2 separate regions of the Homo sapiens genome follow, and region 2 is linked to region 1. A link is a contact called in ENCODE Hi-C or POLR2A ChIA-PET data. All regions are on one chromosome and are shown on one strand. The core of a region is the stretch at or near the end of the contact, and the rest is flanking DNA. Distances in the headings are between cores, read along the strand shown. Region 1 overlaps HAT1 (histone acetyltransferase 1). Region 2 holds the start of DLX1 (distal-less homeobox 1).

Region 1 (3,264 bases), core at 463-2,962:
GCTCACACTTATAATCCCAGCACTTTGGGAGGCCAAGGTAGGAGGATTGCTTAAGGCTAGAGGAGTTCAAAACCAGTCTGGGCAACATAGCAAGACTCTGTCTCTACAAAAGAAAGAAAGAAGCAACAGTAAATATATTCAAAAGGAAGAATCATTGCAGGCCCTATGTTCTATATAGCAGCAGTCCCCAACTTTTTTGGCACCAGGGACCAGTTTAGTGGAAGACAATTTTTCTTCAGACCAGGGAGGGAGGTTTGCGGGGAATGGTTTTGGGATGATTCAAGCGCATTACATTCATTGTACACTTTTTCTATTTACATTGTAATTATAATGAAATTATTATACACCTCACTGTGGAATCAGTGGAAACCCTGAGCTTGTTTTCCTGCAACTAGACAGTTCCATCTGGGGGTGATGGATACAGTGACACCTGAAGTGTATTGCTTATGTCCAGTCTACTCTGTAATCTCGTTTTGGTTGCTGTCATTGCAGAAAACCCTGCCTCACAAGGATAAGATGTTGAGAATGGAAGCAGGCTTTTCAGTACTTTTCTGGCAATCTCAGGATGTTCTGCCTTGATTTTAATCCAGAACATAAGGAGATTTGAAGTTGTCTGAAACATATTTTTTTTTTTTGAGACAGGGTCTTGCTCTATTGTCCACACTACAGTGCAGTGGTGCAGTCTCAGCTCACTGCAACCTCCACTTCCTGGATTCAAGTGATTCTCGTGCCTCAGCCTCCCAAGTAGCTGGGACTATGGGTGTATACCACCAAACCCCACTAATTTTTGTAATTTTAGTAGAGACGGGGTTTCGCCATGTTGCTCAGGCTGGTCTTGAACCCCTGGACTCAAGCAATTCGCCTGCCTTGGCCTCCCAAAGTGCTGGGATTATAGATGTGAGCCACCAGGCCCGGCTTCAAACACACTTTTAAGGCCACCTTCATTTGCTGTCTTAAGCAGTTGACCCTATTCCAGCACGGATAAAGTCGATTCACCTGACTTATTCAAAAATGGGTCACGGATCCATTCCTTCCCAGTTCAGGGTTCTTTTGTGGTTGGGAATTAATGCTCAAACTCTTTTGAAAGCTGAGATAGGTGATCGTGCACCAGCTGGAAGTAAGAGGACCCTGTGAGCCAGGGCCTTTCAAAATCTCTGCTAATGTTTGAAACATGTCAACAAACCCAGTGTTCGCTCGTCACCCTAATACTTCTGCTTTGGCTTTGAATGCAGCCACTTTATCTGCCAACTTGAACACAATTGTTGTTCTCCCTTGAAGTGATAGATCAAGTTTGTTAAACAGGTTGAATATGTCACAAAAATAAGCAAGTTTTGTGACCCATTCTGTGTCACTGAAATGTGCTGCCCGTGGTGACTGTTTTTCTAAAAGAAATCTCTGGAGCGGCTGTTGTAACTCAAAAACTTTAGCCAGTGATCTACTTTTAGAAAGCTATCTCACTTCTGTGTATAAGAGAAGATATGTGTGATCTGTGTCCATTTCCTCACAGAGCAATGTGAACAGGTGTGAGGTAAGGGCATATACTTTAATGTGGTTGATAATTTTAATTACGTCCTGCAAAATGTCAAGTTCAGGTGACATTTTTTAGCTAGCCAGCATTACTCAATGGATGAAATAGTGCGTAGACTCACATTTGGAAACAACTCCTTTTTTTCTTTTTTTTTTTTTTAAGACAGGGTCTCACTTTATTGCACAAGCTGACTGCTGTGGCGCAGTCATGGCTCATTGTAGCCTCAACTTCCTGAGCTCAAGCAGTTCTGCCTGGGACTACAGGCACATGCCACCACACCCAGCTAATTTTTTATTATGTGTAGAGAAAGGGTATCACTGTATTGCTCAGGCTAGTCTCAAACTCCTGGACTCAGCGATCCTCCCACCTCAGCCTCCAAAAGTGCTGGGATCACAGGCATGAACCACTGCGTCTGGCCAAGGTGACCTCTTTGACCTGAATAATGAAACCAGAAAGCTGTCCAGTCATGGCAGCCACTTCGTCCATGCATATACCAACACAAAATGACCAATTCAGTTTCCCTGATATGTAATCATTCAAAGACTTGAATAGTTCTGCAGTGTGGTATTGGTTGGCAAGAAAAGTACACATAACGTATTCTCATGCACATCCTCCTGAAAAATATATTGCACAAAAACAAGCGTTGTTGCCTTGTTGTCAACATTGGTAGACTCGTCAACCTGGATTGTGCACCATGGTGACTCAACCCTCTCTAACAATTGTGCCTCAATATCCCCTGCTATTTCATTAGTTCTTCTAGTTATGGTATGAGCCTAAGGAGGAACACGCGCCACCTTTTGAATTCGAGCCTCTCCTAAAAGTTCACGACAAATGTCCTTAGCAGCAGGCAGGATTAACTCTTCACCAGTAGTAAAGGGCTTCTTAGTTTTAGCAATTTGGTTAGCCATTAAGAATGGAGCTCTCAGTGCAGACGCATTTGATGAAGTGGTGGCCTTCAATAAATTGCTTCTGTTCTTCATGTTCATGTTTTTTTCTTTTGAAAACTCCAAAGGCTTGTCTTTTAATGCAGGGTGCTTGGTCTCGATGTAACTAAGCAGTTTTGAAGGTTTTGTGGCTTTGTTGGATAGCTGGTCACCATGTACTATACACAGAGGGCTTGGAGAATGTGAATCACCTGTTGCAGTGAACCCATAATTTAAGTAGGACTCTTGGTATTTTAAATGCAGCTTTCTTTTTGTTGGCAGTCTTAGAGTCTTCTGCTGTCTCATCATTGGGTCTTTCCCCTTTTTCAAAGAAGCTCTTCAGTGATATTTGTTTTTCACTCATTTTGACTAGGGTTAGCAAAAAGACTTACCAAAACTGTGACTGAGACAAGTGTACAGTGTGAGAAAGAGGCACAGATGGAAGTCGCAAATAAAATAATGGGTTGGCAACATGGGGACTAAAATAAATGTTGGATTCTGACTTAAAGCCTGCCACTAGATGTAGCTGTACAATGGAACTACATGAACTCACTTGCCATTATAAAGCCTGCCACCAGATGCAGCTTAGTTGTCACTTGCCACTCACTACTCACTGATAGGGTTGGTGTTTTTTTTGTTGTTGTTTTGTTTTTTTTGAGACAGAGTCTCGCTCTGTTGTCCAGGCTGGAGTGCAGTGGCGGGATCTCGGCTCACTGCAACCTCCACCTCCTGGGTTCAAGTGATTCTCCTGCCTCAGCCTCTGGAGTAGCTGTGATTTTAGGTGTGTGCCACCACAGCTGGCTAAGTTTTGTA
Region 2 (3,264 bases), core at 492-2,991, 150 kb after region 1:
TGAATGTTCATTTTTATTGGTGTTCCCTCTGCCAAAATGTGCTTGATTACAGAGGTTTGTCCTGTGATCATTGCACACTCCAGACAGGGGAAGGTGCAGCGATGAAGGTTCAGCTCAGGCCAGATCAAATCCCGGGCTGTTTAACGCTGAAAGGCTGCATGTTGCTATTAGTGTTAAATATATGGCTAATTATGCGTATGAAAATTAAACATCAGTGTTATGCTAATGGGGCGCCTTCAGCTGCGGATCTGAGCACTTGAGACTACCATTTAATCAAATGAATCAGTAACTAATACATCTGCACGTGTGAACTTTCACAAGATCATTTCCCCGTTCCCGTCACACCGCTAAATTATGAAAGAAATAATTATCAACACTTTCTAATTACCTAACAAAGTAATTTGGGATTCACCGTGGGGCTGGCGGGATGGGGAACCAACATCCACTTACAGCCAGGGTGGTGTACGCCACACCGCGAGGGACTGGCTGTATTGGTAGTAGTGGCGATGGGGTGGGGGCTCTTGTGCACTTTTTTGTACCTAGCACCCCAGAAGACAGAAGGAGCAGCGGCAGATCTTGCCTCCACTAGCCCTGCCCCCTAGGCCTGGTGGCGCGCGCTTTGGCCACTGGAGGTGAGGAAGATCCTGGGTGGCAACGAGAGACGTCTACACATAGATAAGGGAGCCTACCACAGGCCTGGGTTTGCTGCGGGTTTCGGTGTCCCCCAGGGACTCCTAAACTCTGGAAGTCGCGCTAGACCTCAGGAGGCCGGAAAATGACCACCTGGCGTCGGTGGCTCCAGCAGATCTGAGCCCCTAGGCCCCCTGGGCTCCACGCTGAGCCGCGCTCTCGGGGCGAGTGAGCCCGGGGCTCTCCGCGCATGGGGAGTGGAGAAGGGAGGGGGAGGAGGAGGAAGGCTGGGAGGGAAAGAGGATGTGTGTGTTGGGGGAGGGGGCGGTGCAGCCGCCTTTCCTGGGAGGAGAAGCGCGGGTTCCTGGCTCTCCACGCGCACTGCTTTAATCAGACCCGTGCAGCCTCGAGCTGGAGTGGCCAGCTGGGCCTGGAGCAATGCGAGCGGGCCCCAGGGAGCGACAGCGGCGTTGGCGCAGCGGCCGAGTGAGTGAGTTCGCAGGGAGGGCCCCTAAGCCCCGACTCCAGGGATGCGGCAGAGCGTACCGGGGAGGCGCGGCCGGATAGGCGCTGCGCTAGGCACAAGGCTCTTAGGAGAACCTCTGTCTGTTGGCCGCCTCGGGCGCCCCCAGTGCGCGACTCCGCGCTCCAGAGGCAGAGGTCAGTCTCCTCCTGAGCCGCCCTAGCTCTGCGCCGAACTGAGTGGCAGCGACGAGAAGCGGTCCCGGGTGTCCGGTGTTAGGGACCGCTGAAGGGTGGGGACAGTGGTAGGGGGGCGGCGGCGCGGAGCCGCTGGTTGGTTCCTGGGGAGGAAAGCGCGCGAGGGAGGCGGGAGGCCGATGAGCCGCGGGCCGCAGGGGCCCCGGCGCAGACGCCGCAGCCCATTGTGCTTCCTGCCCGGCGCGCTCTGTTGCAGAGGAGCCCCGGCCGGGAAGTGTGGATGCGTCTTACCCGAGGCCGGGCCGCCTCGCCCGCTCTAGTCCAGCGGAGCCCGAGCGCCTCGGACCAATCCCCAGTGATTATGCAAGACAGCGGACCAATCAGCTCCGCCAGCTCATGAATATTTATGACCTTCGCTGAGTCAAAGCTTTGAACCGAGTTTGGGGAGCTCAGCAGCATCATGCTTAGACTTTTCAAAGAGACAAACTCCATTTTCTTATGAATGGAAAGTGAAAACCCCTGTTCCGCTTAAATTGGGTTCCTTCCTGTCCTGAGAAACATAGAGACCCCCAAAAGGGAAGCAGAGGAGAGAAAGTCCCACACCCAGACCCCGCGAGAAGAGATGACCATGACCACCATGCCAGAAAGTCTCAACAGCCCCGTGTCGGGCAAGGCGGTGTTTATGGAGTTTGGGCCGCCCAACCAGCAAATGTCTCCTTCTCCCATGTCCCACGGGCACTACTCCATGCACTGTTTACACTCGGCGGGCCATTCGCAGCCCGACGGCGCCTACAGCTCAGCCTCGTCCTTCTCCCGACCGCTGGGCTACCCCTACGTCAACTCGGTCAGCAGCCACGCATCCAGCCCCTACATCAGTTCGGTGCAGTCCTACCCGGGCAGCGCCAGCCTCGCCCAGAGCCGCCTGGAGGACCCAGGTACGTGCGCTTGCCAGGGAGAGGGAGAGGAGGAGGTACAAGGGAGAGAGGGAAAGAAGGAGCGGGGGAGAAGAGGAGAGGGAGAGAGAGAGAAAGAGAAGAGAGGAGAGCGAGGTGGGGTGGGGGTGGGGAGGGCGCGGGAGCAGTGGAGGTTTCGAATATCAATCTATAGATCCTTGTCACAGCAAATAAATTTTTTTAAAAATTCCCTCAATTTGCAACTATCCAGCCAAGGATAAATCCCAGAGCGTCTCCTGGCACTGGCTGGGCCTCTGGGCGGCTCGGTGTGCAGAGCACACAATGCCCCGCTGGAAAACAGAAACCCACATGTGCACGTATTAGTCTCGGTAATTATTTATTGCGTAGCGCTATAAACAATGTATGCAATTAAGGGTAATTAAACCTCAACTACCGCCTGCAAAAATAGCAAACTTTCCCTGCAAAGGCAGGAGCTGAGCTCCTGGGAACGGCTCTATCCCTCCTGCAGCGTCCCGGGACAGGCCCTCGGATTTTGGGGGACCCTTCCCTGGCTTTCAGAGTTTCTTGAACGTTCTCTCCCTGGTGCTGCCTCCGCCACCCTTCGGTAGCCACTCGCTCTCGGCTGTTCGCACTAAAGGCGGCCCCTCGTATTAACAACGGGCCCTACTTCTGCTGTCCCTCCAGGGGCGGACTCGGAGAAGAGCACGGTGGTGGAAGGCGGTGAAGTGCGCTTCAATGGCAAGGGAAAAAAGATCCGTAAACCCAGGACGATTTATTCCAGTTTGCAGTTGCAGGCTTTGAACCGGAGGTTCCAGCAAACTCAGTACCTAGCTCTGCCGGAGAGGGCGGAGCTCGCGGCCTCTTTGGGACTCACACAGACTCAGGTACCTCGCCGCTGCCGCTCCGTTCTGCCACGCAGGCTTTCCGCGGCCGGCCTGCGCCCGGGTCTTCATTTGTTGCTCGCTGGGACTCAGGGTCGGGGTGTCACTGTGTGTATGTGTTTGTGTCCACCCCTGGCTCTCAGCGTGTCTCCTTCCTCCCTCATTCCCTCTGCCCTAGC

The links. Hi-C counts contacts between places; a loop is a spot of excess contacts on that map. ChIA-PET counts read pairs that join two places held with the same protein, here RNA polymerase II (POLR2A). Pooled maps may share reads with other maps.
Region 2: a map of naive thymus-derived CD4-positive, alpha-beta T cell shows a loop between it and region 1 (3-fold over the local background). The contact joins the promoter of DLX1 here to the enhancer-like site in region 1. A Hi-C loop is called at or near these places in 1 of 168 maps with a recorded cell type or tissue (naive thymus-derived CD4-positive, alpha-beta T cell), 1 of 37 single-sample maps with no recorded cell type and 4 of 50 pooled maps. POLR2A ChIA-PET finds 5 or more read pairs at or near these places in 4 of 52 experiments (AG04450, HCT116, HEK293T and 1 more).

What each region holds. Positions count from the first base shown.
Region 1 is chr2:171,938,124-171,941,387 of GRCh38, forward strand. All of the region lies in intron 2 of HAT1 (histone acetyltransferase 1), which reads left to right. Among named protein-coding and RNA genes, the nearest start is that of HAT1, 17 kb to the left of the region's middle. Within about 2 kb of position 1,713, at least 2 of the 41 ENCODE cell types and tissues checked have a DNase peak (open chromatin) inside an H3K27ac peak, as active enhancers do.
Region 2 is chr2:172,083,766-172,087,029 of GRCh38, forward strand. It overlaps DLX1 (distal-less homeobox 1), which reads left to right and starts at 1,742. Exons shown (of 3, transcript NM_178120.5): 1 at 1,742-2,225; 2 at 2,889-3,088. The coding sequence starts at 1,913. RefSeq lists enhancers at 162-775, 776-1,387, 1,388-2,001, 1,851-1,970, 2,002-2,613 and 1 more and a silencer at 1,461-1,570.